Regions from separate parts of the Homo sapiens genome. Here region 1 is linked to region 2. Evidence: read pairs that join two places in POLR2A ChIA-PET (ENCODE). Cell type or tissue: MCF 10A. All regions are shown on one strand. Links, peaks and the distances in the headings refer to the core of each region. The heading gives the core; the rest is flanking DNA. Region 1 has its middle 130 kb from the start of PLG. Region 2 overlaps LOC112267969 (a long non-coding RNA gene).

Region 1 (16,208 bases), core at 3,926-11,925, 51 kb after region 2:
TCTTTGTTTAGATCCTGTAAGTAACTAATAATCCATAAGCAATGCAATATTGCTCTATTGGGTCCTTTTGACATTTATTTCATCATATAGCTTTCCATATTGAATAAATTTACAGATTTAATTTATATAACTTGAACCTATGAAGCAATGGATATTTCTGCGGTTTAATGTCTTGTGATACAGAACTCTTGAAAAAATTTATGTTTTATAAAATCAAGCTTTAAGTGAAAAATGAAGAAATAAAGTTAAATGTGTTACTTTTTTAAAAGAAGTTCTAGTGATCTACTGCAGAGCATGCTGACGACAGTCAATAATAATGTATATTTCAAAATTGCTAAAATAACATATTTTCAATGTTTTCTTCACAAAAAAAGATGTCTGTGCAGTAATAAGTTATTTAGCTTGATTCTATCATTCCACAATGAAAACATATATCAAAACTTCACATTGTACCTAATAAATATATACAATTATTGTTGGTTAAAATTTTTTTGAAAGAGGCAAGACTAAGCTGCTGCGAATAGGGATGCAGAGTGAGCGGCACAACGGCAAAGAGCAAGGGTCAGTGTCAGCGTCAAGACAGCGCCCTCTAACCGTGGCTGGGTGCACAGGGAGGCTGCGGGTACAGCTGACAAAGCCTATGATTTTAGCTGGGTGTGGGGGCGTGCCCGTAATCCCAGCTACTGGGGAGGCTAAGGCAGGAGCATCATTTGAACCTGGGAGGTGGAGGTTGCAGTGAGCCGAGATTGCGCCACTGCACTCCAGCCTGGGTGACACAGTGAGAATCTGACCAAAAAAAAAAAAAAAGAAGAAAAAGAAAAAGGCCTATGACTTGACCTGCATGGAGTGAGGAAAAAAAGACAAGAGAGAAAACATGTTCCAGGGGTTTCGACATGAGGCTGGAATGAACACTGTTCATTGCCTGTTTGCATGCATTTATACATTTATACGGTCTCAACCCTGTTCCAGGAAAGATTTAAAGGACACAAGTAAGACTGCAAGCACCAGAAGGATGTTCCAACTTTTCTTTTTTTTTGAGACGCAGTCTCGGTCTGTCACCCAGGCTGGAGTGCACTGGTTCGATCTCAGCTCACTGCAAGCTCCGCCTCCCGGGTTCACGTCATTCTCCTGCCTCAGCCTCCCGAGTAGCTGGGACTACAGGCGCCCGCCACTGCGCCCGGCTACTTTTTTGTATTTTTAGTAGAGACGGGGTTTCACCGTGGTCTCAATCTCCTGACCTGGTGATCCGCCCGCCTCGGCCTCCCAAAATGAAGGCTGTTCCAATTTTAAATGTCAGTTCAGCTCCTACTTTATGGGGTTTGGCAAATCGAGTTAAGGGCTTTTTCCACAAATGCTCAGACATTCCAGCGAGACTGAATCAAGCAACTGGAATCACCTGAAAACGAGAGACCAGATTCTATCCTCCCTCCATTTTTTGAAATATTCACTTCTTTATCACCAGCTGGGCTTCAATGACTCTTCAGGTGTAAAGGTCAACCTCGTAGAAATGGGAAAGCCTGTGTTGTTAGGAAGGATGGTTTTATGTGAGCATCTGAAGTTTTAGGGCAAGAATAGCCTCGGACCATCTGTAAGAAAAAGCTGCCACATCTGGGCAGTACTCTCCTAGGGTGAAACGTGCGCAGATTAAACTGAAGCAATAATGAGCTCAAGTAGAGTCTCAAACGAGACAGGAAGCTTATATGCACGGCATGTGCCTTCGGTGCCCGGGCTATGGAGGAAAGAACACAGACAGTCTTCCTGAGGTGGGGCAGACAAAACTGCTGAAAGTGAAGGAGAATTAAGGCGCTACACGGTGGTCATTCAAAAAGCCTCAGACTTCCCCTCCTAAGAAGATGGAACAGGTGTGCAGTTTCCTCCTTCCCGCAGGTGCAACTGGAAACCTCGGGCAGTGCCCATCAAACAAACTCAGGAAGACGAGAGGCGGAGAGAGGAAGCCCGGGGGAGCCGGGCGACCCTGGGGACCCTGAGAACGATAGGGTGGGGCGTTCCTGGGTTTTCTTTTTGCCTCTTCCACCCCAAACTGGGTGCTTACGAGGACGCAGAGGAAGACAGCCCCTGCTACTGTCTCCAGCCAGAGCACTGGGAGAGGCGCGGCTCCAGGAAACATTTCAAGGACTCTGGGAAAATGGGTGGAGATCTCTGAATCTGAAAAATCTTCAGGAGACTGGAAGTGTTTTGAAGTTGAAGGTTATGATTCTTTCTCATTTTGTTTCAAAACAGAACCCCCATTTCCCTTAATGTAGGATTCAAGGGCACAAGCGGAGGAGCAAAGGGATGTCACGGTCAGAACCGCCTAGAAGGCAACGGGAAGCAGAAGCGCAGGCCAGCGAGATGCTCTTCAGAGTGACTTAGCTGTGGGCTGCGGAAGGCAACAGAAGGAACTCAGCATCCACTGGCCACATTCTCCTCCCCGGAGCGGAGGACAGAGCCGAGTTTCTTCAGGCAGTGGCTCTAGCCAGCTCTGCCACAGGGAAGGGGCGTGCAGCTGCCACACACCGCAGGTAGCGCTGACACAGACAAGGCCTGTGAACAACACTGTGAATCATCTAGAAATAGCAGATAGCTATAAAACACATTACCCAACAACATGGCACATTTTCCAGGATAGACCGTATGCTACGCTGTGCTACAAAAGAAACTGTAATGTATTTCAAAAAATTGAAATAATGAAAAGGACATCTAACCAAAACTGAATGAGATTAAACATCAAAAACAAGTAACTTGGTAAATTTACAATTATATGGAAGTTAAATAACAGAATCTATATTAAACAATGGATCAAAATGAAATTACAAGAGAAATTGGAAAAGAGTTTGAGATTACCGAAAACGGATACCAAAACTAATGGGATGTGGGTGATGCAGTGCTTGGAAAAAAAATTACAGCTGTAAATACCTCAATAGCCTAAACTTCCACCTCAACACAATGGACAAGAGAGGAAACTAAACCTAAATAAAATAAGTAGAAAGAAGGAAATCATAAAATGAAGAGTAAAATTAATAATACAAAATACAGATAAACAATAAAGACTATCAAAAAAACCAAAACTTCATTTGTTTTAAACGTAACAAAATAAATTTCTGGGAATTTATAAAATGTGTAATGATCCAAAAAAAAAAAAATCACACCAGCCATATTGTTACTTAAGACCGGAAAGATTTGCTAAGTATGGGATGATAATTTCTTAATACCAGGCCCAGACTGTGAAGTGTTCATGAATCCCACCTCTTTTTGAAGCCTCAAATTTATGTCTAAGTCACCAATCCCTACTTGCTACCAGAAATATTATAACAGAATAAAATATATTCATTTGTACATTTATTATTTTGAATATCCTCTAATTGGAAGATATTGTTCAAAACGTTATGACGATGTGACATGATACCTGTCCCCAGGTAGTGTACTATACATAGGTAACATTATATACTCTTCAGAACACATTCCATGGTTGTTCTATTTCATTTAGAAGGTGAACACATTTTTAAAGTACTAAAGTAATTATTTTTTCACTTTCTGAACATACAAGTTGCTTGATTATAGCAATGTGTCTTCTGGCTTTCTTTCTGGAAGTTTTAAATTAAACCTGTTTCCTTTACAGGCTATTTTAGGAAATTCACATTTTCTGTGTAATGTTAAATTTAACCAAAACATAATTTGCAGTTAGAAGCAAAAGTTCTATTTCAAAGTGTAAAATCTAAAAGTCCATAAGAAAATCAGGTATAGTTTCGGAAACTATTTCTATAGAGTCAGGAGGATTGTATAAATAGAGCTTTATGTGAATTTGCCACAAAAATATAGTATAATTTGACCAGGATTTTCTTAAATTATTTCTTATCCAAGAAGTCTAGTAATTATTTATTCTAAGACTATTGTAATTTCTGCCATGATGTCAGTGATTTTATTAACAAGTTGAATAGTTTAGGTTTATTTATTTATTTTTGCTATACTATGCAAACTTTTCTGCCTTCAAGTAAAAGTTTTATGTGCTTACATTTTAACTTCAAAACAAAAAGGATATAGAACTACATATGAAAACACCATATTGAATATATTTTTGGGTTTGGGCCAGTCTTGATACCACTAGATCAAGTGTTTAAATCTTTTTGTCCAAGGCACTTACATGCACTGATATATTTTCACCCTTTATTATGCCTTGGAAAACCAAATAATCTTGCTTCTTAAATCCTGACAGTAAAATGATATAGAAATTGTTCATTTAAGCAATTCTAGAGTACATATCATTGTATTACCCATACGCATACCAAAATTTTTATGATAAACTTCATTAAATGAAGCGATTTTGGATAATAAAGTTTCAACTCTTGTATGGGTTGAAACTTCACTCATCTATACACAATTATCTTTCATATATTTTCCCCAAATAAGTATATTATATATTTAAAATAAAAGTTTGACTATATTATAGCTTCAGGTTTTATGACTTTTCATACTTTAATTTCATATCTCAAACAATAAAATGTTTTTATGCATGTTATGTAATTTTGTACTACCTGAACCAGATTTTTATTTTCATTTATAATTAAATAGTTTTTATAGGTATAATCTTTTTGTATTGCTGTTCAAATTATCTTCCAAGACGTGGAATTTCTTGCAGGCTTTTGTGCAGAATATTTAAAAAGATGACCTTTGTCTTGAGCATAGCTTGTTCAAGTTTAAAATGCATTTGTTGGCAATATTAAAGCAACATTAGTGGAGCATCCACAGTTTATAAGGCATTTGGGTCATAACTTTAGGACTCAGGATAATAAGTAAAGTAATACATTTCATTTTTTCTATTCCTAGAAAATTTTTTCATTAAAAATATAAGTAATAAAAAACTAATAATTATAATATTTTCACATAAGATCATATTTTCAACTTATAGATTTTTACCCAGTAGGCTTCTGCTTTTTACTTTTTATCATATTATTCACTTGTTTCAAATTTAACTATATTTTAAAATTTATATATTTAATAATGCAGTTAGCAATACATTCATAAAGTATTTTAGTCCAATTTAATTTCTCAAAGAAAATTTCTTTACAGAATACTTTCAAATTTTTAATAAAATGTGTAGGCCACTATAATTTTCATCAAAACTGATATTTTATCAACATTGATGTACTTCTCACTGAAAAGCTTTCAATGTGATAGCCATTTATCTTAGTACTGAGTACCAATGTACACATATATATTACCATTTATTTGAATTTATTAATTATGATGACAAAATGCTTGACGTACTAGTACATGGTTAGGTGAAAGGTGATGAGTGCTTTTGTAAATTGGAGAAATTTATTTTAGCTCAGTGCTTTCAGGAGGACTGTTTTGTCTTCTGGGGGCACCTTGGCAATTTCTAGAGTCATTGTCAATATTCAGAATAATTGGCTGGAACAGTTGACATTTAGCATGTGGGTAGTGAATGATGAAAGTTATAAATCTTTCAATGCACAGAATAGTTCAGGCAAAGAAAACGTTTTTCATGGATTGCACAATTTCTAAAAGTTGCAGCATATGTTAATGTGTATATAAAACCTACATATAAATATCTAAGCCTAGATATGAATTTCACATCACATATTGGCATGAAATATTTTTACACAATTTTAATAATCATTGACTATATCAGGAATGAATCTTTTATGTTAAAGAAATAAATATTATTGTTCATTCAGAAATTTCTTAGAATTTCTTAACCATATTGAAAAAAATACATCATCCTACTTCAGTGTCTATTAGGAAACGACTATTATCAGTCCTTATTTATGGCTGCCAAACCACGGTAATTCTGTGTATGGGTGCAAACAGCTAACCACTGCAATGTATCTTCTAGTTCAGTTATTCTTTAATATTTTTGCATAGAAATAGTGCTCTTATAAATTAGTGGCCTTTTATGTTGTTTATATTAGAGTTAGGGAATTATCTTGGTTAATTTTTAATATTAGGTGTGTAGGTAGGATACATTATGAATTCCATTGTATGAAGTAAAGAGTGTGCTACAAAAACCGGAAATGTATTATTAACAGAAAATATTGGTCTGATTGATTTTAGTGTATCTGTTTCAAGAAGCACAAAACTAAGTAGATTATGCACCTTTAAAAGTATAACTTATAGAGGATCAAAACCAAATATTTCAAAATTATAAGAAATAAATCACATCACCAATTCACAAAATAAAGAAATAAAACACAATTCACATTTCAAAACAGAAAACAAAAATATTATAAACACATAAAAGATATATTGGTTACTAACATCTATGAAATTACCTTAAAAATCAAACTAAAACAGACCAATTCTCGGTTGTTTAAGAGGTTCATTATAACAATCTGACTTAGAAGAATTAGAAAATATATAATAGAAAAACTTACTGGAGAGATCACGATGAGAACAAGGCTGGAACTACAGACTTGATGTATCAAGGTGGAATTTAAGACAGCAAGTGATAAACCAGATAAAAAGTAGTTTTTATTTAGCTTTATGTTGATGTACTAAAAGCATTTTGCATTACAATCAATAATGCCTGCTATTAATGTAGGCTCCTGAAAGTAGGTAAGTATATGAACAAGTCAAAAAATGAAGTATAAATTGGATAGGAAGAAACACAATTATTGTGGTTTATAGATGATATGATTATAAATATAGTAAAATTAAAAAATTGATTTAAAAACCTGTTAGAAATAAAATAATTTTATATTGTGGTCTACTGAAAAATTAACATGAGAAATGTATAGATTTCCAATAAGAAATAAATGTCACTTAGAAAATAAAATGAAATAAAATATCTTATTTATAATAGTAACCCAAAAGATAAAATACCTAGGAATAAACTGTTATAAATGCATAACAAAAGAAAATCTCAAAATTATAATAAAGGATTTAAGAAAGATATTAAATGCTTTCAATTGCTTTGCATGTTCTTGGGTAGAAAGTCTCAATGTTTTAAACTCTAAATTCAGACATAAATTCTATATGGTCTCATATAAAACAAAAATAAAACTTGTTTTACTATGTATATATAGAGGATAAAAGTTGAAAGAAAGAAAAAACTATACGAGTTTGAGAAAATACATTAAAACAAGGTATTAAAATATGTTCTGGGGTGTTAAATCAACACCTACTGAGGGAGACTATGACTCACATACATGAGTCATACGCATATGTATACCTTATATATAAATATATGTACTTATCTATATGAATTTATTTTAATATAAATAGCATTTCTAATCAATGGTGGAAAAGAAATTACACCAATTAAAAATTTATCAGACTACTGATTTATGAAATAAAACTATCACTTTCTAGAAGAGAATGAGAGTGAGTATTTGTACATCTTAAAATGGGGAGGCTTTTCTAAATATGACAGAAGATTGAGAAGCAGTTACAGGAAAAACAGATAAGGTGTCATATTAAAATGTAAAATTTATAAAGGCATACATTCCAAAGACATTCAAGCATCTAGAAAAATTATTTACAGTACATTAGACAAAATGGTATCATTTTAATTTAAAGATAAATTTATAGGTACTCCTGTTAAATATGGCCAATGTAGTACATGGTTTTCTATTTTTTCTAAAACCTATTAAAATTACGATCAAAGGGAACAAAGAGCATGGGAGAGGAAACAGTAGAATAAATAAGTAGATTACTCAACAGATTAGAACCATCAAACTAAGTGGGTAGCAGAGAGAAAGCCACTAAACTAGCTGAACACTCAAAAGACAGGCATTGTACTCATCAGTCATTCCTAAGGGTGGGACCATGGCGAGACTGAAAATCAAAGAACTGGTTGAAAGCTTTATGAGCAAACAGTTAAACTCCTGAATTCTCTCTTTTATCCTGTGTGAACAGCCCATTGCATTCTTGAGCAGTACACAGAGCCCAGGGATGTGGTGCAATACTATAGAGGAGAAATTAAGTAAAAGGCTACTCACAAAACAAAGCTAACAAGGTCTTTTTCCCTATTCTGCTCTAAAAATGTGGGTGACCAGGCCACTTCCACTGACTGTCACTGACTGACTGGCTCTAGGAAAAAGAATACAGACTCCAAGAGAGAGAGTTCTTAAACAAATCAGCCAGGTCTCTGCTTGATCACAGTGCAATAAAGTTAGTAGCTGGAAAGCCACTCACAATGAATACATGGAATTTCAAACCACAGTTTTTGGTTTTTTATTTTTCAATATAAGTGGAGAGTGAAGCATAACAATATATGTTAAGAAATTCTCTAACTTCACAGCGACAGACCAAAGTCAGTTGGGGGTTGGAAGGTGGGGAGAGAATTCAGAGGAAATACAAAGATGAGGAGCATGTTAAACTTTTGAAAAAAACTCCAAAACTTAAGATTACTGCCCTCAAGGTAATAAGAGAAAGGTAGAAAAAAAATGGTTTTCAGATCTACAATGTGTGCATATTTTTAGTTCTCAAGAGGTCCAACCTAAAAATAATACACTTCACTTAAAATAGGAAGTCAAGTAAGGAAAAAGATGAGGAATTTAGGAAACTGAGGATCCAAACCAGAAAATAGGAGGTAAACCTTCCCAGGATGAAGGTGAAGAGTCACCCCGGAAGACACTGCAGTGAGACTGCGGATCTAGGATCTACCCCTTCAGAAGAGGCACTTCTAAGGACAAAAAGACTGAGGCTGAGAGAATATCCAGTGTATTTTGCATATTGAGGTATATGGGGAAGTAATTATGACTGGGTACTTAGAATAAGTAAACAAAACTAAAGTGATTAATAACTGCCAGAAAAACAAAAATGTTCTGTAAAAGTAAATGCATACTACCTCTTTCAGCTATAAATGATATCACTAAAGTCATAATTATATAAAATGAATATTAATTTATCACAAAATTAACCTAATTTTATATTGGGAGAATGAAATAAGGGCTTGGTGTGTGTATCTGTGTGTGTGTGTGTGTTTATGTGTGTGTATGTGTGTGTCTGTTTTGGGGTAAAGAGGAGAGTAAGAAATTTAAATACTTCTCTTCCATAGGATAAAGTCAATGAATAATGTCTAAATGTGTTTTTTTAATTAAGTAATAAATGTAAAGTATTTTATTTGGAAATATTGAGATAAACAAAAACACAGAAATAGTTAAACATCTTAAAGTAGTTACATATAGGTGGCATGATAAGTTAGAAATGGAAAGGCACTATAATATTTTACTTTCTGAAGACACTATATTCTATAAGAAATATTTGTATTTATTGTAGGAATATTTACATAGTATTTGATGAAAATATAAATTAAAAATAAACCAGAAAATTAAAACATGGAAATAAATTTAAAACCAAAATGCTTGGCATTTCAGAAATTTTGGACTACTTCCAATGCATCAGAAGCAAGACTTTCCTAAGAACATCCCAATGAGCTTCCAACCAATGGCCATTAGAAAGCAACAGATTGCCGAGTTGGTGTTTGTGGGGGTCAGGGGAGAGAGGCAGGAGGCTGAAGTGTGTGGTGCAAAGGAGAAGGAAGTGTTGATATCTTATTTTCTTTTGTGCTAATTATAAAATTAGTGTGAAAAATATAAATTATTTATTACAGAAAAATTAACAAAAGCAGGTTGTTATTAGGAAACATAATACTTATTATTGGAACGTAATAGAAAATTGGTATGGCCCACTTCTCCAGGTGGGGTTAAACACTATTTTGTTTCTTTCACTTTTCAAATTAAACCCAACACAATCTTCACAAGCCCATATTATCAGCAAGGCCTATATTTTCTATAGTGTCTTTTTCTTTCCACTGAAATATAAAAAATCCTCTGGGTTTCCTCACTTCAAAATGTTCAGTCCTACCTCTAACTCTTCACACAGTGAGAAGTAAAGGAACTGATCTGTCTAAACTTTCCCAGGGATGCAGAGTTAATCCCGCTAAAAGCAGAATATTCTGGGGGCAGTTTAAATCAGGTGCCCCTCTTTCTCTCCACCACTCTTTTCTTCCTCTATCCGGTTCCTTCTATTAGTTGTATCTCCCTTCATGTGGAATTCCCCCCATCTGATTTCTCTCTTTCAATCTGGTTTCTCTGCCCATCATATGACCCTCCTCCTTCCCTTTCTCCCTCTCCATTTGATTTTTCCTTGCTCTCTCTTTTGCCCCCTCCATTTGATTTCTCTCCCTCCATCTCCAAACTCATGTGCTTTCTGAAGGCATTTGTTAACATTTTAAGAACAATGTTACCACGTCTTTTATATCAAGTATAATCACCTATTTTTCTGGAAATGTCAGCCTTACAATCAAATTTCCAGATTAAATGTCAGTCTCTGTATCTCTGGCCCAGAGGATCACAAACTTTAAGTTAATGAGAATCACCTGGAGGTCTTGGTAAAACACCAATTATTGGCCCCACCTTAGGACTTTCTCTTTCGGTAGCTCTAGCGTTCAGCAGGTCTGGGGTGATCCTTAAGCTGCTGGTCTGCGAACCACTTTAAGAAAACTGTTGTAAACCCAGTAAATTGTATTAACGAAGAGGAGTTGTATGGATCCTAAGATGTAAAATTCACTTTTGAGTGTGAACTACCATGAAACACAGCATGAGGAAACCAGCTAGTCCAATCTTCTCTGCAGAAAACTACTAATCTCTGGAGGAAGAAGCTGATACATTGATTCGGTAAGGCCACATGCTTGAGTGGATCCTACATGATTTAAAACTGATTCCAATCAATTTTCTGAAATTCTCCAAAGATTTTTAACTCTGGGAATATTTTCAATGAATTTTTTTCAGGTTATAACCTTTTTGCAATTCCAATGTTATTCATATCTATAATAATTTAGTAAATAATTCAAAATTGATTTTTTTTTAGTTAATTTTCTTCCCTTGTCCTTTTGACACTTTGAACACTACTGTTCTGTAAAATTTTTTCATGGTCAAAATAAGGCCTCTCAACTAGTGGGCTAAATTCTTATATAGCATAATCTTCGTATTTCAAATATTTTGAGTTTCTCATGCTTCTTGGCTTGAGTAACCATCTTCTCATCAAAATTTATAATTGTCTTGATTACCAGAGGAGTCTAGGAAGTTCTCCTTTAACCAACAGGAGGATTCAAGTTCTTATACAACATCAAGCCCAGCCGTTTCCTATTTGAGATGAGGCTGAGATAAACCTTACTGATAGATTCGCTAGTTTTCGTCTAATTTCCATGAGGCTTCTATCCTAAAGCAAACTCCTTTTCTGCTACAGTCTTATATATTATAAATTTGACTTGAAAAGCTTTATGATTCTATTCTCCAAAATGCCAGCCAGACAACTTTATTCTATTCTTAGGTGTAAGTTACCCTGGCAACAAAAAATTTTAAAATTCCAGGATTAAATTTTTTTCCATAAGCCCTTTTCCTGTCCTTGTCTACTTTTATTTCTGTAGATGTGTAATAGTATGTTTCAACCATGTTTGCATTTCAGCTGGAACCCAGCTCCCACTATACAGTGTCAATTATTGATGCCTAATTTTCACTGTTCTATATTCCTTCATGTTATAGTTTCATTTTCCCTAAATCAGTCTATAAGTACCTAAAGGGGGGGAAAAAGGAGGTATATACAAAGAGAGAAACTTCTAGGTGCCTTCGTACTTCTAGAGCATTCACTGGGGTGATCACACTGCCCTAGACTATCTCGTCCACTTAAGAATTGAACTACTTCATATTAGGTGTTCAAAACTGACCCAATTAGCTAGATTATTTATTTATTTATTTTAAGATGGAGTGTCGCTCTTGTCACACAGGCTGGAGTGCAATGGTGAGATCTTGGCTCACTGCAACCTCTGCCTACCTAGTAGCTGGGATTACAGGTGTTGCCACCACACCCAGCTAATTTTTTGTATTTTTAGTAGAGATGGGGTTTCACCATGTTGGCCAGGCTGGTTTTGAATTCCTGACTTCAGGTGATCCGCCAGCCTCGGCTTCCCAAAATGCTGGGATTACAGGCGTGAGCCACTGTGCCTGGCATAGATTTTTACCCTTGAGTGTTTCCCTTCGCATTCCAGTCTCTCTACTTTGAATAGACATTGAATTAACCTAGCCATTATAATCACCAATTCTGTTATGACCTCACGGATAGTTTTACAGAAAATAAATTTATAGTGTAGCCTATTTTGTGTTCTGATATTTTAAAAACACCAATGCACAAATAACATTGATTTTTATATCTTAGATAATTACTTTCATTTTGTATATAATATTTTCTTTTTAAATTTATGCCTAAGAGGAGAAAGTAGGAATTATTATATAAGCCTGTTGCTGGTATTCATTGTTTTCCCCAAAATTTACCATGATATTGTTGTTGTCCTTCAGAAAAGATTTTCTGTTTGTTTGATTTTAGTCACTGGGGTTGTGCCTTAAATTCACTGTGTTTTTGTTGGTGTCATTTATCCCTGTATATTCTGTCTCTCATGGAGCTGCATGTACATCCCCCTCTTCATAAAAATTCCATTAACCTTTGGTGTCTGCTCAGGGCTTTCAAGACATATTGTAGGATCACGTCAAGCTCAATTTCATCACTCTGCACTATATTCAGCCATACTGGCTCTTAAGCCACTCAGCTAGTGGCTTAAGATCTCTATTGAAGGTAGAAGCAGGATCCCGCTCTTTCGATTTACTAAGAATTTGGCTCCTTATGAAAATGAGCCTCATCTTTGAAGCAACATAACTCTTTTAGTAGACTCCAAAGATGAGTCACCATGAAGCTGATCTGTCTCTAGGAGAATTCATCCCTAAATTCCCAGAGGTGAGCTCCTGAAGCATTTTCCTTTAGTTTTTGTCAACTTCCTACCCTTTCATGTCGTGGAAAGAACAATCTCCTTTATGAAAAGTAAACAATGGATTTCATGTACATATGTTTATAACCTCCTTTTTAAAAAATTACACATGAATATTGACCATCACTGTATATCAATAAGATAAATATGCAACCTCACTTTTAATGGCTTCAAAGTATTTATTTAAATGAATGCACCTAACCTGAAGAAAATTGCTAAATCAAAAAAAAAAATACATGTGAGTGGTTGTTGATTTGGTACAACCAAATTCTCTGTCCTCATTTACACTCTCACCGACAGTGTGTAGGAGTACCATTTTGTTTACACATTCACCATGCCAATTATTAATCATTATGGTTTTGACTTTCCTCCATTCTTATGTATCAGGTTATATCTCATTTTGATTTTCACTTCTTGCAGCAGCAAAAAAGATTGAGTACTTACAAAGTGAAGTTTTTACAGGCTTTTTACCTTTTTTTCTGATAAGTGTATCTTGCTTAGTTGCTATAGTTCTTTATAATTTAAAGATACAACTTTTCTTATTATTTCTAGAGAGAATCATATCCGTAAATATGGTTTTTATTTTCTTTTTATTATTTACTTAATTGGTATTATGCTGCTGTTTAATACCATTTGATCAAATTTCCAACACAAAGTACAATATCAGTGGTGAGAGTAAACATCCATTTTTTTGTTCCTGAGTTTCAAAAAACTTTAGGTTTTGTTATTAAACATGGTGTTGGCTTGGTATTAAGGAAACGATAAATAAGATGATATCATTTCTAATTTAAAGCACTTTAAAAAGGAATAGAAGGGGAAGTAATAATATAGCAAAATATCTGTTTAATACACTGACAATTTACTTTTATAATTTTTAAAGATTTTGCAAATTACACATACTCATGCACTAACAATTTTGTTATTTTAGATGTGTTTATTAGAAGTTCTGTTTTCAGCCTTACAATCTTGTGCTGACTTTGTACAGAGATATGGAAAGCACTTCTGACTCTAAAGTCTAAAATATTTTAAATAAAGTGGGATAAATTGTAATGGTTAGAAAAATTTTTAAAATGCCTTAGGGTTTGCTAAGAATTTGCTAATGTATATTACTGGAGATACTTATAATATCATTTGCATTTAAAAGTATAATTGTCATAGGATAACAATTCGATGATAGGTAAAATTCTAGCTGTTCCAATCAAAAACGAATAAAGCAAGAGGAAAAAACATAGACATAAAATCAAAATCAATTTTTTTCATCTTTTGTATTTTCTCATTATAATAGCTAGAGTTTTCTTCATATCATTGTTATTTTCTTTCTTTTTTCTTTTTTTTTTTTTTGAGACAGAGTTTCGCACTTGTTGCACAGCCTGGATTGCAATGGCGTGATCTGGGCTCACTGCAATCTCTGCCACCTGGGTTCGGTGATTCTCCTGCCTCAGCCTCCAGAGTAGCTGAGATTACAGGCACCTGCCCCACACCCGGCTAATTGTTTTGTATTTTTAGTAGACACGGCGTTTCACCATGTTGGCCAGGCTGGTTTTGAACTCCTGTCCTCAAGTGATCCACCTGCCTTGGCCTCTCAAAGTGCTGGGATTACAAGTGTGAGCCACCGTGCCTGGCCATATCATTGTTATTTTCAAGAACTTATTTTCGTAGATTTATTCTCAAGATTTTCTCTGCTTTTTATTTAATACTTTATATGTTTAATGATAGAATCGCTTCTTCATCTTTACTAAACTTTACAATGCTTTGTGTTCTTTAATTTTTGCTTTTTTGTTAACCCTTAGTCAATTTATTATTTTCTTTGTTATTTAATAATAACAAGTTTGGAGCTACAAATACTTTGGTTATTGTTTTGCCTGTTTTCTAAAAATATTAAATGAAAGTTTCTTATTTGTACTATTTTCCAAATAGACTGTTATTTCAGACTTGATTTTCATTTTCATTTATGTCTAAATATGGCATTTGAAAGACAAAACTTCTAAATTTACTTGGCAATATTTTTTACTCTTTTGTTACTAATTTTCAGTGTCATTGTATCATTAATACAGAATTGGATTACTAATCATTGCTTTTTGGTATATTTTTGCTCTTAATTGTTTTTGAAAAATACAGAAATGTAAAATTATTTCTTATCATTATCTCAATTGTAGGGAATTTCTAGTGTCTACCAAGAGAACTGAAAGGAAGGGTGCTGAGAAAAATTCCTAAAGTTTGGCAGAAATGCTGCTATGATTTGTTAGTAACGTGTGGATTGAGGGAGGAGTTACGAATGTTGGATTCTTATGACTCATCCATTACACTTGGCTTAGCACGTGATAATTTTTTAATAGTTCTTGGATATTAGGAAGAAATTTACCTTATGCATATACTTTAAAATGTCTTTTTCTATGATATATATATCAGGCTGGGGGTAAGAATTACCTGAATAAATTTTTCAGAAAGCGATATTTTGATGCCACCTCAAATATAACATATCCACATATTTGGGAGTAGTGCTCAAGAGAAAAGGCAATGTTTCAATCTATATATGATACTCTTGTGTGGTTTTAAAGCATAGCAAAAAGTTGGAAATTTTACTATATAACATTTACATGTATTTATAATAAACATAAATGTATATACATACACACAAACCCAATATGAATGAGTTAGAGGTCCTCATGCCAGTTAGTTTTAATAAGTTTCAAATAGTTCTAAAATTTTGACTTTAAAAATTTCAGCCATATGATTTAGCATATATTCAAAAGTTTTTATCTTGTTTATTTCAACCCATATTCATATAAAATAAACATATTTTCTTATTTAACCTGTATTTATGGGATACTACTTTTGCCTTTGTCTTTCATTTGGAGACTTCACCTACTTTCATTTTATGTAGTTGGTTTATATTAAGGTTTAAATATATGCCTACGCTATTTTTTGTTTCATCTGTTCTATGTTATATTTTTCTATTTTATTCATTATTTTCGACTGATTATTTTGTCAGTCCACTTTCCCCTTTATTGATATTAACACTTGCTTTCACTACACTTTAAGTGCTTAACCTAGGGATTGCAATACTTGTAATTAGCTTTCCATGTTTTAATAGAAATTGGTACTTGTTACACATTCCAGGCAAGGTAAAGGTCATAAATATTTAACTGCATTTAATCCCTTTCAGATATATGTGCACACATATTATTCCATATATTTTTAGAATAGCAGGAGACATTGTTACCATTTTATGCATCCAATATTAGATTTACCCACATTGGACTCTTTTATTGCCCTTATTTCTCTTCTACATTTCCAAACTTCCAGCTAGTGTCTTTTACCGTATGTATGGTAACTTTTAAGCAGTTCTTGTGTGTTGAATTCTACATTCTCTAAGTATCTTTTTCTTTCACCTTTATACTTAAAAGAAGTTTGATGGTAGGAGGTC
Region 2 (16,208 bases), core at 3,664-11,663:
TGAACCAGTCCAAGGATAGCAACATGGACAAGGAGACTGTCTTGGACTAATCCAGGCGCTTGTCAAAGTCTTGCAAGGGAGAGTTCTTGATTTGGGCAGAGCCTTTAGCAGCAGATGCTAGGCGCTGCCCAAGAGTGACAGCAGGACAATGTCTAATGAGATGACTGTGTTGAACTGATGAAGCCCTGTTCTTCGTACCTCCTTGCATCCTCTGGCGAGGGCTGTCTTACGCCTCAGTCTTGTTGGGTATAGACTCTATTGATTAGACAAACATCTGGTCCCACTGATATGATGCCATTTGAAATATAAGATGAAGTCTTTTTCTAAAATGGAGTTACTTATGTCTATGGTGCTCTATACAGTGGATATTGTAATTTTGAAGAAAACATAAATAATTTTTTATAGATATACTTCTGGATATGTGAACCCCAAAAATCCGAGACACGTTATCAGTTAATTTAGAAAGCTTATTTTGCCAAGGTCGAGGACGTGGGCCCATGACACAGCCTCAGGAAGCCCTGACGACATGTGAACAAGGTGGTCACGGCAAAAGTTAGTTTTATACATTTTAGAGAGACATGAGACATCAATCAATATATGTAATAAGTACATTGGTTTGGTCTGGAGAGGCAGGACAACTTGAAGCAAAGGCAGGAAGACTGGAAGTGCGAAGGGGACTTCCAGGTCACAGATAGGTGAGAGACAACAAACAGTTGCATTCCTTTGAGTTTCTGATTAGCCTTTCCAAAGGAGGCAATCAGATATACTTCTATCTCAATGAGCAGAGGGATGACTTTGAATAGAATGGGAGGCACATTTGCCCTGAGCAGTTCCCAGCTTGAAAGGGCCCAAGGTATTTTCCTTCCACATTTTCCCCCTTTTCTTCTTAATCTTTTGCAGAAAACATTTTAGAAGAAAATGAGCCTCTGGTGTCAGGTTTCACCTGATCTCTTATGGTTAGGACGGTTTATTCCTAGATGGGTAGGTCCCAAAAGCTCATTTTTAGCAGGTTGTGAAGTCTCACATCCTATGAAGAGAAATTAGGGAGAGGAGGGGAGAAAAACAACAACAAACAAAAGAGCAATCCTGGAAAACTGATATAGGCCACATTACTCTGAAGTCTATACAACAGTAGGCAGGTATGAAAGTGGCTTATGTATGTAAATAGATTGCTGTTATTTTCTTCTGAAGTTTAGGTTGTCTGGTTTGAGTTTGCAGGGTTTAAAGAAAGCATAACTTAGTTTTCAGTGACTCCCAATTAGGAAAAATGGAAAAAAAGAAGGAAATAAAAGAAAACATTATTCTGAAGACTTGGAAAAACATTAGGCAAGATTAGATCCTAACAACAGGGGTACTATAGTTTTTGAAACATAATTTTTCTCTCTCCAGTTTCCCATTTTGCTAAAGGCAAATCGAAAATGGTTTTCTTTATTATACTTGGCCTAATTATTTGTATGCATTGCAGCAAGAATAATTATTTTTACATAGGCTTTTAAATTGGCTTTAATGGAACTTTGTTCCATAGAAGGAATCTCAGATAAAACTTTTTAAAAGCTGAGCCCAGCCATGGATTCGTGCCATCAAATATCTATGAGTTGGGTATATTTCCTCTCCTCTTGAGGTTCCAAGATAAACCTGAGGCTTCTGGGCCTGTCAGAAAGTGACATTCTTTACTTAGCACAGGTCAGAAATCCTGTACAGGGACTGCGTACACAGAATATGAGGCCAGTTTTTCCAAGGGCTTTATTGGCTCCATAACTCAAGTTTGATTCCTTAAAGGAGAGCACACCATTCCAGTTAAAGTCTTGGTCAAATAACCAGTTTCTCCAATTATGTCCTGTTACAAATGAAAACAGATTCTTTTTTTTTTTTTTTTTTTCTTTTTTGAGATGCAGTTTAACTCCTGTCACCCAGGCTGGAGTGCAATGGCACGATCTTGGCTCACTGCAACCTCCACCTCCTGTGTTCAAACAATTATCCTGCCTCAGCCTCCCAAGTAGCTGGGATTACAGATGCCCACCACCATACCCAGCTAATTTTGGTATTTTAGTAGAGACGGGGTTTCACCATGTTGGCCAGGCTGTTCTCAAACTCCTGACCTCAGGTGACCCACCTGCCTTGGCCTCCCAAAGTGCTGGGATTAAAGGCATTAGTCACCACTCCTGGCCTGAAAACAGTTTCTTGTTGCACTTATGCACATAACTATATTACCATAAGTTAAGAATACTCACAAATAGTTCCAAATTCTGGAGAAATCAGATAGAAACAAAAATGCTCCAAATTTTGTTCATAGGAGTATACTAAATTTTTTAAAGCTGTCAATAGCTCAAAAGAAAAGTTTTAAGACTCTGAAAAACAACACAAAGGATCAGCAAACATTAAAAGTTAGGAAGAATAGTTCAGTCCATGCAGTTAATTTCTATTCTGCTTGATACTCATGAACATTTTAACTCTCCGTGAGTCCTGAACATTTTTTTCTCTGTTCCAATGTTACAATCTTTGAAGTTATCAGAATCTTGCACTCAAGAGCACCTGTTGAAGTTTTATAGCTGATTATGAAACCAACTTCTAAAGAGGACCAAAACAAGACAATTGTCCATGGATGAAAAAAGGTTTTAGGGCACCCATAGTCAAAGACACAATTGACAAAGAAATGTATTATTACTGTGGCACACAATAACTTTAACATAACAATCATTACTAATAATGTACACTAAGTCATATCAAAATAACAGGAGTTTTCCATAATTTTGGAACACTTACCAATAACATATTTATACAAATACAGCCCAAAGAAAATAAAGCACCATTTAATATTTGACAATTCTTCTGGTATAATTTTTTTTTACCAAATAAGCCAACTTATGTCATTTTTGGACTTTAGGGAAACTAATATCTTAAAGGATTAATTAGGTCAGAAAAAGACACAATTTGTAGTTTGACTTTGGAAAGCTTGTCAAATATAAAAGGTTTAAGACACTTGATATCACAAAATAGGATTACAGGCCATTGTGAAGTCATTCATGTAACCAAGTGGTAACTCAAGCATTTCAAAAAAGTGAAAACCTTCATTCTTTGAGAGAGGAGACTTAATTTTCCAAATAAGAAGTCCTAATAAAAATAGCATGAAGCCAATTAAATGTTTTCCCAAATTTTGCAACCAATCTATAAAATTTAATCTTGATCATAAAATATAAGTTCCATAAGCCTTTTATAACTTTTATAACCTTTATTAAGGAGTTGGTTAATGCCTCAAGAAAACCTTGCTAATCTGACACAGTGGTCCATATGCTGGTCTTGCATCAGTGTGTCTTTGACATTAATGATTAATTTATGCAGAAACTGAACTTATTTTATCTTTTAAAATCGGCCCTTACAATCTTACATGCCCACCTCTTCTGTGATAGTCCCTGGGCCTTGAGAAGTTGAATGGCTTTCCTTTCTGGCCCTGTGTCTCAGGAATGCAGTTTATTTTGATTGGCATCTTCTACAGGGCCTGAAGATGAGGCTTTAATTGCTGTCAGTGTTTAAGATTTAGCAGGAATTGGTGTCCTTTTTAGACCCAGGAGTCAAAGCCCTGTAACTCAATGTCACAAAAACTTTAAAAGCACATACAGGAAGATATATGGATGTAATAACCTTAATTCAAAAAAATTATCTCAGTTATTTTTCCTAAGCAAACCAAAACTTAATCATAATATGACAAATTCATCATATACAAGTTTTTGGGTTTTTTTCCTCAAAATAAATCCTCTTATTGTGACTTACACTAACTGTTCATAACATGCTTGGGACCTTCTGGTTTGTCCTGAGTATTCCTCCTTCTGAAACAACCCGTCATTTTCTCTAAGACTAAATCTGCCATATAAGATTCTTTCTCATATAAAATTGTTTCTCTTTAAGCTTTCTTACCATGCACACATAAAATCTCTTTATTTTTATAACTTTTTTACATCTCTTTTTTATTTCCTGGTTCCTTTTACCTTGTTTTATACATAACCTTTAAATAAGCTTTGAATTAGATAAAACGTGTTCACCTATTTTTTTTTTTAAAAAGGACACACTTTTTTTTTTGCAAGAATATTCTCCTACAATATAGATTGGAAAATACCCAAATAATGAAATCTCTATTATTTAATTTAACTTTAGATTCTAAATTATGACATTTGTCTACAAGTATTTATCTCATTACATTTACCTAATTATTTTATTTTAATTGTTTACCTGGATTATTTATGAAAACTGTGATAGTTATGATTTAAAGTTATAGATTGCCATTGCAAAAATATAACTGAGGCAGTGAAAAAGATATGACCTAACTGACTCCATCTTGCTTCTAGCCTCCAAGCTGTCCTTCTTCGTTCCTGGACTTTGGGAGGAACTTAATTTACAGTCTAGCTTTGAAACAAAGACAGTAACAGTTTTTTCCCAGAACAAACCTCCTTACTGCCTGTGGACTAGACTCCCTAAAGCCAAGATTAGAAATTATGGTAATCTTCCTAAATTTAAGATGCAGATGTTCATTAAACCGATATCAATGTCTTATTTATTAAAAATTACACAGCAAAGATCACTCTGCTTTGGGCTAGGTTTATAGTTTTGTAACCCCTATGCCAAATTTTGACATCTTACACTATTTGGCAGGGATAAGCATGAAATTGTCTGATTAATAAATGCAAAAAAAAAGTATGCTGGCAATTCCTCAGACATTTCTAATATTACTTTACTAATAATTTTAAAGCTGGCTTATTTATTAAAGCTTTTACTTAAGTTCCATAAACTCGAAAAAGCATTTGACTAGTCTTTTCTTTTTTCCTGATAAAGTATTTTATTTAAATGCTTTCATTTTTCTTTAAGCCCTTTATATATTTTTCAGTAGTGAAACATTGTATACACAATACATAAATACATAGATGTATTGGGCATGTGGATGGAAGTACATCTTATAGATTCAATAAGACCTTTTTTTTCCCTATCTTAGACTTTTAGATCCTTGATAACCTGTTTTACAACCCGAGGCAGTTGATAGCTAAATAGGCTTAAATTTGCATATTAAAGGAAACAACTCAGTTGAAAATTAAATAGCAAAATTTCCATCATAAGGTACAGAGAGAAAAAGTCTGGTGGTACTCGAGGGAGACGCTTTTATAGTGTACTTAAAAAAACTTTTTTTAAACAAAGACATTTCTGAGTGTCTAAACTACATTCTCCCTTAAAAACCCAAGCGTAGCCTCTGTTGTAATAACTATTTTAGTCAATAAATCAGGTGAAAAGAGCATTCAGTCAACTGATAAGAAAGAAAAAAAAACTTTTGCTCAAAAAAAGACAAGGTCTTAGGAGAGAAAAACAAACAAAAAAACCCAAAACAATGAAGGCCTTTTAAATACAAATATGCACACGTGCACACATACACACTCACATCTTGGATGTTATCCTTCTAATTAAGCTGACTTTTAATCATTGAACTTCTTTAAAAAATATTTTAAAATCTCATTACCATATGTCAGCTAGGAGAAAATGCTGCTAATTCAGTAGTACAGCCATTCCTCTTTCAGTTTGGTTTGACTGGCAAAAAGGTGGCCTTGTTATGTAAATAAAGCCCCTTTTGTAGTCAAAATTAAAAATCTTTTCCCTTTTTCTTTTTCCCTTTTGCTGGCCATTTTCCTCCCACTTCAAAGGCCTTGTTCCCCATAATTCAGAGTTACTCTTTGGATCTGACCAAGTTGGGACGTATGTCAGACCCAAAATGTGCTGCTCGCAGACCTAGCTCTTCAGAGTCATGACCCCCTGAACCTGTTCTGTCCGCCCATGTCTCAGCCACCTGGCACAGTGTGTCAGGGCCTCAAGGTTCGGGAGGGGTCAGCTCCTTCTATGTACCTGCTGGTTGAGATTAAACTCCAAGTATGTTCTTCTGAGGGGGAACCTATTTAGAGCCACTGCATGTCTTAGGGAGTGTTTCTCCCAGACACCCTCAGGTGATTCTCAGTTGCCTGAGAATGCCAGGAAAGGCTGAGGGGAGCAAGGTGCTCTTATTTCTTTGGAGTGGAACATTCCACATTAGTGAGCTAGAAGGTTTGGAGTTGGTCAAATCTGATAAGGGAAAGCACTGAAACAAACACACACACAAACCCAACGAGACAGTTAAGAAACAAACAACAAAACAGTTAAGGAAAACTAACAATGATCACACAAATTATATGATTTCTGAGTGCTCTAAGTGTAAGCAGAAATTAAAACCAGCTGCTTGTTAATGCTAACCTTAGTTGTTTAAAAAGAATTTGCAAGACAGAATCCCAAACCAGTTTCTTACCTTGTGATGGGTCTCAGGCTGTAGACTTCACTCTCCCATCCTAGCAGCAGGGAAAAATAAAACTCCTCTTCCCTGCTGGCAGCGAGCTCAAACTCCACAAAGGGGTTACCTGCTTTCCATCGTCATGGAAGTAGGAAGACATGCCTTCCTTGTTGGAAGCAAGTAAAACTCAAAAAAAAAAAAGAAGTTGTACAGCAAAATAAACTTTAGATCTTGACCAAATTTTGAAAGGTCAGGGATTCACTGAGGAGGTGCTCACAGGCCTCAGCAAGTTGTCCCATTGGTTTGAGCCATAAAGTTAGCTGATGCGGGTACCAAGCACCCACAGGAGATTTGTCACAGGCCAGGGGCATCTTCACTCAGAATCCCCCTGTGGTTACCAAAATGTGAACCCCCAAAATCTGAGACAGGTCTCAGTTAATTTAGCAAGTTTATTTTGCCAAGGTCAAGGATGCACGCCTGTGACGCAGCTTCAGGAAGTCCTGACGACACGTGCCAAGGTGTTCGGGAACAGCTTAGTTTTATACATTTTAGGGAGACACAAGACATCAATCAATATATGTAAGAATTACATTGGTTCAGTCTGGAAAGGCGGGACAACTTAAAACAAAGGCTGGAAGACTGGAAGCGGGGAGGGGGCTTCCAGGTCACAGGTAGGTGAGAGATAATGAACGGTTGCATTCTTTTGAGTTTCTGATTAGCTTTTCCAAAGGAGGCAATCAGATATGCATCTATCTCAGTGAGCATAGGAATAACTTTGAATAGAATGGGAGACAGATTTGCTCTGAGCAGTTCCCAGCATGAAAGGGCCTAGGATATTTTCCTTTCACAATCTGTATGTGACTCATTACAAGCTGTAATTTGCAGTCAGGGTTACAGGACTATGAAAGTCAGGCTGCCATCTGCACCCTTTGTGTATGGAGTTTTTTTTCCATGTGGTGAGAAAAAACTATTGCCACCTCTGGGATAACAATTCTATACCACTCGGATCCAAGGGAAAAATAAATCACTTTATAGCTCACTTTGGAAAAAACTCTCAGGAAAAATCTTTGATGGTCACGTCTGAAGGCATATGCAAACAATATTAAGATTTTTTAAAAAATTTGTTATGTCTCTTTCTCTACTTTTAAGTTTTAGTCAAAATTTTAAAAATTGAAAGTATTTTACTAGAAATATTTATCAAGAAAAATGTAGATGCAAAATGATCAAGTTTGTGATTTCTGGAACTATCTAAGCATTGCAGTTATGAGAAAAAGAATCACAAAGGAAAATGCAGATAATGTTTCTAAACCTTTAAAATTAACAATAAAAGACCAGAAACAAAATTAAATGCAATTACAAACATAAGAATATAGAGAAAAGGATAATGTTCTTACACATTAAGAAGAAAAACATGAATTATCCAAAATAATATAGATAAAATCTTTTTAAAAAAACATCCAAAAAGGAAATACAAAGAGCCAAGAATCATGTGGAAGAACGTGGAGAAATAATCAGCATCATAAACATAAAAATAGTTTTCTGTTGTAATCATGGCACTTAAGTATTGGCGTAGGAACAGAGCAACAGACAGAATACAGAGAAACAAACAGAATAAAGTCATAAATAGACCCACACATATATGGTCTTAACCTTAAATTTTCACTTCTCTGGATTAGGCCAAGAATTTTTAGATAGCTCACAAAAGGCATACATGAAAAAAATGTAAGTTTGCACTTTATCAACATATTGTATTATTAATTCCATTATTTGATGTCTGTTTCTCCTGTTTTCTCCTGCAAAAATCCTCATCAAATGTATGTTGACAGCTTGTATACATCTTAACTTTGTCTCTCAATTCCTCAGCCCCGCTTTCCTTTCTTGTGTAATTTATTTGCCCATTACATTTTCTTATATACCTAAGCATATTTCTGAGAATATTAAATACATGTACCTTAATGTCACTTTCTGTTTTTAATAATTTTTTGTGTAAATTCTTCCATGTGATGGTTTTCATTTTTCTTTTATTCTGCTGTTTAGTTCAAACATTTGTTGACTATTCCTTGGTTTTTACCATCTGCAGCAGAATTGATTCTGTTCTCCATGGGGCCAAAGTAGCAGAATGCCTACAGGTCCTTGGTGGCTTCCCTTGTGTTACAAGCAGGTTTGTGCCTTAACCTTAAATTAGCATTTGCCAGCAGCTCAGTCGAGCTGGAAGAGAGGGCTGAACTTCCAGATGTTGGAATAGTTCAGAAAAGCAAAAATGAGTCAGGAATGAAAGAGGAAAATAAACACAGCTCGTATTTTAGGAAATGTCAACAAATTACCTCATCCATTAAGATAATTTCCCATTTGTTCTTTTATTTTTTATAAAGGCTCTGTCCTCATTAACTTATTTTGAACAGTTTTAACATTTCTATTGACTTGGTGCATTTGAATGTGCATAAACACATGTCTCAAAGTTTATAGACTATGTCCATGTGCACTGCTTACTATAGTTATATCTGCTGAGTGGGAAGAATAAGATGATGTTTCCCAATTGCTTGTTCAGACACTTTAACATTATTTGTATGCTTTTCAATTTTGATGTTAATATTATACTTTTTAAAAAGGTATAAGAACCATCAGCAAGGTAAAATTCTGCTGGGAAGTAAACTAAGATTGTGATTTTTCTTATTTACTTTTTATTTAGCAAAATACAATAGCCCATTAGTAACCTTGATGACAGTGGTCTTAGTGATTAAGTTTAGTAACCTCCGAGAAAACTTTAAAAAAAATTGTTAGGGAGTTAAGTCTGGTTTTTTAATTCAAACTATTTTAACGTTGATTAAAACAATTTTCAAGAAAAGATGGATTCCTAAACCTGCAAAATTTTAAGGTGCTTAATAAAAAGACATGGTTGCCTCACATATCTTATGCTTCTCTTAGAAAGTACATACTAATATATAAAGACAATTTCTGACAAGAAATAATATGTTAAACATTAACCACATTTAATATTCAATTTTTAGATTTAACATTAAAATTTATCAGATATAAAAGTATTTTATGAAGCTTTAATTGTGTACATATATTCTTTTTGATATATACATATTTTTTAATTTTAACTTTTGTTTTAGATGTGGGGGTACATGTATAGTTTTGTTACATGGGAATATTGTGTAATGCTGAGGTTTAGGGTACATATCCTGATATGGTTTGGCTCTGTGTTCCCAACCAAATCTCATCTCAATTGTAATCCCCACATGTGGAGGGAGGGATCTGGTGGGAGGTGATTGGATCATGGGGGTGTATTCCCCCATGCTGTTCTCGTTATAGTGAGTGAGTTCTCATGAGTTATGATGGTTTAAAAGTGTGTGGCTTCCTTCACTTTCAATCTCTCTCTCTCTCTCTCCTGCCACCTTGTGAAGAAGGTGCTTGTTTCCCCTTCACCTTCCACCATGATTCTACATTTCCTGAGGCCTCCCCAGCACTGTGGAACTGTAAGTCAATTAGACCTCTTTTCTTTATAAATTATCCAGTGTCAGGTAGTTCTTTTTAACAGTGTGAAAATGGACTAACACAGATCCCACCACTCACATAGTGAGCATAGTATCAGATAGGTGTTTTTCAACCCATGACCCACTCCCGCTTTCTCTGTTTAGTGTTCTACAGTGTCTATTATTCTCATATTAATGTCCACATATGCTCAATGTTTAGTTCCCACTTATAAGTGAGCACATGTAGTATTTGGTTTTTCTATTCCTAAGTTAATTTACTTAGGATTATGGCCCACAACTATATCCATGTTGCTGCAAAGGACGTGGTTTCATTTTTGTTATGGCTGTATATTATTCCATAGTATTTATGTACCCCATTTTCTTTATCCAATCTATGCTGCTGGGCACATAGGTTGACTTCATGTCTTAGCTATTGTGAATAGTGCAGCGATGAACATATGAGTATATGTGTCTTTTTGGTAGAATGATTTATTTTCCTTTGGGTACGTACCCAGTAGTGAGATTGCTGGGTCAAATAGTAGGTGTCTTTAAGTTCCTTGTGAAATCTCCAGACTGCTTTCCACAGTGGCCGGACTATTTTGCATTCTCATCAACAGTATATAGTATTTCCTTTTCTCTGAAGCATCAACAGCATCCATTATTTCTTGACTTTTTAGTAATAGCCATTCTGACTGATGTGAGATGGTATATCATTGCTGTATTTGCATTTCTCTGATGATTAGTAATGATGAGCATTTTTTCATATGCTCAATGGCTGCTTGTATATCTTCTTTTGAGAAGTGTCTGTTTCTGTGATTTGCACATTTTTAATAGGGTAAATGCTTTTTGCTTGTTGATTTGTTTAAATTCTCTATAGATGCTTGTATTAGCCCATTCTCACACTGCTATAAATAACTACCTGAGACTGGATAATTTATAAAGAAAAGAGGTTTAATTGACTCACAGTTCTGCATTGCTGGGGAGGCTTTAGGAAATTTACAACCATGGTGGAAGTTGAAGGGGAAGTAAGCACCTTCTTCACAAAGTGGCAGGAGAGAGGGAGAGAGAGAAAGAGAGAGAGAGACTGAGACAGAGAGAGAACACAAAGAAAGCCACACCCCCTTTTTTTTTTGAGATGGAGTCTTGCTCTGTCACCCAGGCTGAAGTGCAGTGGTGCGATCTTGGCTCACTGCGACCTCTGCCTCCTGGGTTCAATCAATTCTCCCACCTCAGCTGCCTGAGTAGCTGGAATTACAGGCACCTGCCATCACACCTGGCTAATTTTTGTATTTATGAAGAGACAGGGTTTCACCATGTTGGGAGGCTGGTCTTGAACTCCTGACCTCAGGTGATCTGCTTGCCTTGGCCTCCCAAACTGCTGGGATTACAGGCATGTTGTAAGTCACTGCACCTGACCAGCCACACACTTCTAAACTATCGTATCTCGTGAGAACTCACTCACTATCACAAGAACAGACATGGGGAGACCTGTGATCCAATCACCTCCCAACAAGTCCTTCCCTCAACATATGGGGATTACAAGATATAGGTGGGGACACAGAGCTAAACCATATCAATGCTGGATATTAGACTTTTGTTGAATGGATGGTTTGTGAATAACTTCTGCTATTCTGCAGGTTGTTTCTTTGCTTTGTTATAAGTTTCTTTTGCTATGCAGAAGCTCTTTAGTTTAAGTCCCATGTGTCTACTTTTGGTTTTTTCTTTTGTGTTGACTTTAGTGCATCTGATGACCATGTGCCCTGGGGATGGTTGTCTTTTGCAGTGTCTGGCTAGGGTCCTCTATATTTCTTGGATTTGCAGGTCAATCTCTCTAGTGAGATTAGGGAAATTTTCATGGACTATGTCCTCAAATATATTTTCCAAGTTGCTTATTATTTCTCTTTCTCTCTCGAGAATGCCAATAAGTCATAGATTTGGTCTCTTTGCATAATTGCGTATTTCTCAGATGTTTTGTTCATTTTTCTATACTCTTTTCTCTTTATTTTTGCCTCACTGAGTTGACTCAATTAGCTGTCTTCAAGCCCTGAGGTTCTTTTCTCTGCTTGGTCTATTCTGCTGTTAATACTTCTGATTGTCTTTTGAAATTCTCGTAGTGAATTTTTCAGCTCAAGAAGTTCAGTTTGGGTCTTTCTTAAAATGGCTTCTTAGTCTTTCAACTCTTGAATCATTTTACTGAATTGCTTTGCTTCCTTGGATTGAGTTTCAACTTTCTCCTTGTCTTGATAAGCTTCCTAGCCGTCCAGATTCTGAATTCCATGTCTGTCATTTCAGACATTTCAGACTGATTAACCACTGCTGGAGACCCAGTGGGCCTGTTTGGAGGTAAGGGGACACTCTGGCTTTTTGAATTGCCAGAGTTCTTATGCTAATTTTTTCCCATCTGAGAAGGCTGGTGTTAACTGTGATGGAAATCTAGTATAGTCAGTTGGCTTTGTTTCTGGAAGGTTTCAGAGGGCTAAGACTCTGTACAGGGTCTTTGTTGTTGAATTCTTGCCCTTGGTTTATCAGCAGGGAGAATTAGCGGAGTGACTTGTTGTTGTTTTTGGTAGTTTGGGCTGCAATCCGGTAGATAGTGCTTGACAGCAATGGTTGGTAGACAGGCTGTTATTTGCAGTATGACTCCTTTGCATATCCTTGGATTTGCAGCTATGCTCTGTGGTGCAAGGGGGAGACAGGTGACCCCCTCACCAGGTGCACTCCTGGAGTCTGGGGAAGCTGCCTCTGATCACTGGCACTTTGCCAGCCATTCCATTTATTTATTTATTTATTTATTTATTTATTTATTTATTTATTTTTAATTTGATGTTTCAGCCTCAGGGCTCCCTTGGACAGAAGTCCAGTATGAAAATAGGGCACATCCTTACTGGACCTGTCCTGTGGAGGTAAGCACATCTAGGTCCTAGGCCAACCTGTGAACCTCTGCAATTCACCCTTCTCAGTTTTCTGAGAGTGTGGGGTCCTCCCCGACTTGAGTGCAGGGCACAGATCCTGGCTAGGTAATCCTGAGCCATGGGCCAGGGCTCTGGGGTACCAGGACCTGCTTGCAGCTCCCTCCTCCAGACCGTTGGGACTGAGTCCCAGGTGTGCTGTCGGATTCGAAGGGCTCCCAGGCTTCCAGAATGCACTTAGGTGGCGCAAAGCACCCAGAGTGGGCAGTGGAGTTATGTTGTGTACAGGCTTCTGCAGGGTGGCCAGGGAGGAGCCCTACCTAGGAGGGGCTGGCAGGCAGGTGGCCTGTGGGACAGATGTGCCCCAGTCCCACAGGGAAGGTGGCTCTGCTTTCTCCCCAGTGGTTAGCTAGGGCCAGAGCCTTCAAAGGGAGATAGGCAGCCCTTGGTGGGTTAGGCTCTGCCAAAGCTGTCCCTAGCACAATGTTTCCTGGCACCAAGCTTGCAGCAGCTCTGTCTCTGTCTAATCTCTGAAGACATCCACCAAGCAGCTCAAATGTCCGTGGCAGGCGTGAGGTCTCCAGTCTCCAAATCCTTTCACTTACCCCTTCCTCAGACACCATTTGGGGCCAGGAAGCAGCCCCAGCATTCAGTTACCCAACGCGGAGTTTCCAGCTTCCTTCCTCTTTAGCCTCAGTGCCTGCATCTTCTCTACATCCACATTCGACATCTTCTTTACAAAGATCTGTTCAAATTATGTTGATTTAGTCAAAATCTCAGCCTTTCTCCATGGGAGAAGCACTTCCCAGCTGCATTGAGTTGGCCATCTTAAGACCCAGTTGATGTATAATTTTTAAATATTTAATAGAAACTTTAAAATATTTGTAAAATTAATCTTACATTATCGTACTGCTCATTCTGAATTGTCAGCTTCCATGAGTTTAATCATTAACTTAACTGTCTGAACTATGTATTTTTCAAATGAAAACAAATGACATAATTATTTGGAATAATTTTTATAAAGGTGGACAACACGATGTTTCTGTAGTATTATTAAACTACTAATATTTGGGCAGCACTTAGCAAGTTAGGTAACTGACTTGATAATTTGCAAAACTAATCTCATTGACTCTTCTTCTAGTCCAGATATTATTTTCTCTGATAAACAACCATTGTTTGTAAAATCACCGTCAAGGAAAGATTAAAATAGTTCGATTTAATGAATTAAAAGAAATGGAAGTTTTGTTTATTAAGAGGAAGAGTTCAGAGATCTGAGCTCGATACAATATGAGTATACATCTTAAATGAAATAAAGGGAATAATGGGAAAGGAAGAAATCAAATGATATCTCAATATTTTTCATCAAGGAAAATATAGGAAAAAACATTTGCCTATATTTTCTTAAGGGCAAAATGTAAACATCTAATTAAAGTAAAGATGTAAAGGACAGGCAATACAGCTTTATTAACATACAGCTGATTTTCATTGATTGTCCAACATCCTTGATGAACATTAGATTTTATCATCCACCATCTCCTCAGGGTCCAGCTGGGAGGTGGTGGGTTTTGACAGTTGACAAACACAGCTGAGCTTTATCTATTATTCACAGTTTTCTATATGAATTTCTGTGAATAAAGTTTTCTATTAGTAAGTTTTTAATAGTAAAATTGAGAATGTTTTTCTTATTGCCATTATTTTATTCTTTTCTTTTTATACAATTACATTATGTTACAGCATCTTTTTTTGTTTTTTGTTTTTTGTTTTGAGACAGAGTCTCGCTCTGTCGCTTAGGCTGGAGTGTAGTGGTGCGATCTCGGTTCACTGCAAGCTCCGCCTCCTGGGTTCACGTCATTCTCCCGCCTCAGCCTCCCGAGTAGCTGGGACTACAGGTGCCCACCACCACGCCCAGCTAATTTTTTGTATTTTTAGTAGAGACGGGGTTTCACCGTGTTAGCCAGGATGGTCTCAATCTCCTGACCTCGTGATCAGCCTGCCTCGGCCTCCCAAAGTGCTGGGATTACAGGCATGAGCCACCGCGCCCGATCTACAGCATCTTTTAATACTGTCAACCTATAGAAGATAGTCAGAATTTTGTTGTATTTCCTTACAAGTTCTACTGACTTAGAACTCCACTTTTTATGACTTGCATATAGATATCATTTACCATCTTCCATTGATCAATGTATTGATCTGTATACTGGTATGACAACATTTTCATAATTTTAACTTCAAAACATACCTTCATATCTGATAAGGCAATTAACAACTAACGCTGTGTCAGTTAAGGCACAACCAGAGAGGAAGAACCAAGAGATATGTATATATATTAAGATATTTATTTCAAGGAATTGGTTAATGTGATTATGCAGGTTAGGTAAGCAGGTTTAAAACATATAAAACAAACCTTTAGGAAGAGCAGGCTGGCAATCTTGAGCTGTTATTCATGAGGAGAACAACTTCATCAGGAATCCCAGGCTGTGTTCTTAAAGCCTTTCAACTAATTGAATCAGGCCCACTCAGATTATCTAGAATTGCTTATCTGGGATAATCTCCCTAATGTAAAGTGAATTGATTATGTACTTTCACCTCCTCAAAAAAATGCTTTTACCTCATTGAATACATTAATGTTTAATGAATGACTGGGGACTGTAGTTTAAACAAGTTGGCATAAGGAAACATAATCACAACTCTCATTACTTTTCTTTTTCAATACTATTTACTAGCTGCTGCCTTACTCCAAATAAATACCAAAGTTGCTGAAATATAATAATATAAAAGTTATAAAAATAATTCGTGTTTATTATTGTTCAAAATTGCAATATCTTTTGCATAAGACACAGAATATAGTCACTATAAAATGCAAGACACTTTAAGCAAATAGAAATTGAATGACAGTTATTATAGTGAAAGCAAGTTAAAATCATTTTGTTTCTAAATTAATTCCGAAAGTGTTTGTAAGTTTGTCTGCCAAATTGCAGGTCAAAAAATTTCAATAGAATTGCCTGTTCATCAACACTCTTTTGGAAAGCTTCTAATGTATCAACTATCTCTTGAGTACAAAACAGTGTGACAATATAAAACATTTTACACCTAAAATGTATCAGTTAATTACATATTAAGAATTCCTATCAGGTACTAATCTTTTTTTAAATTAGGAAATATAGTAGATTATCATCAATCTTTTGAAGAAGAGAAGCACTGCTGATTATTGTATAAATTAATGGAACTGCAGATTGTTTTATATATATGTATATATATATGATGTTTTATATGCATGTGTGTATATAAAACAATGCCAAATTATCTCTTGGTATTCACGGGACATTGGTTTCAGGAGTCCCATGGATATCAAAAATCTGTGGATGCTCAAGCCCTTTATAGAATATGGCATAGTATTTGCGTATATCCTACACACATCCTCCTGTATGTGTTAAGTTATCTCTAGGTTACTTATAATACCTAATGTAATTTAAATGTGATGTAAATAGTTGTTATACTGTATTATTTAGGAAATAATGACAAGAAAAAAAT

The links. Peaks named below come from ENCODE experiments on the same cell type or tissue, not always from the same donor. Only the 100,000 strongest peaks of a DNase experiment are listed, where the experiment ranks them.
Region 1: POLR2A ChIA-PET joins it to region 2 with 5 read pairs; 2 of 35 experiments call an interaction of 5 or more read pairs at or near these places.

The regions. Positions count from the first base shown.
Region 1 is chr6:160,823,566-160,839,773 of GRCh38, reverse strand. It overlaps the pseudogene LOC107986665. Among named protein-coding and RNA genes, the nearest start is that of PLG, 130 kb to the right of the region's middle. In MCF 10A, for the core only: no CTCF peak of the experiment used is centred there; no DNase peak of the experiment used is centred there.
Region 2 is chr6:160,873,886-160,890,093 of GRCh38, reverse strand. All of the region lies in intron 1 of LOC112267969 (a long non-coding RNA gene), which reads left to right. It also overlaps the pseudogene LOC107986665. Among named protein-coding and RNA genes, the nearest start is that of MAP3K4, 110 kb to the left of the region's middle. RefSeq lists enhancers at 456-1,261, 6,694-7,326, 11,651-12,583 and silencers at 1,531-1,731, 5,851-6,051. In MCF 10A, for the core only: no CTCF peak of the experiment used is centred there; a DNase peak (open chromatin) is centred at 7,173.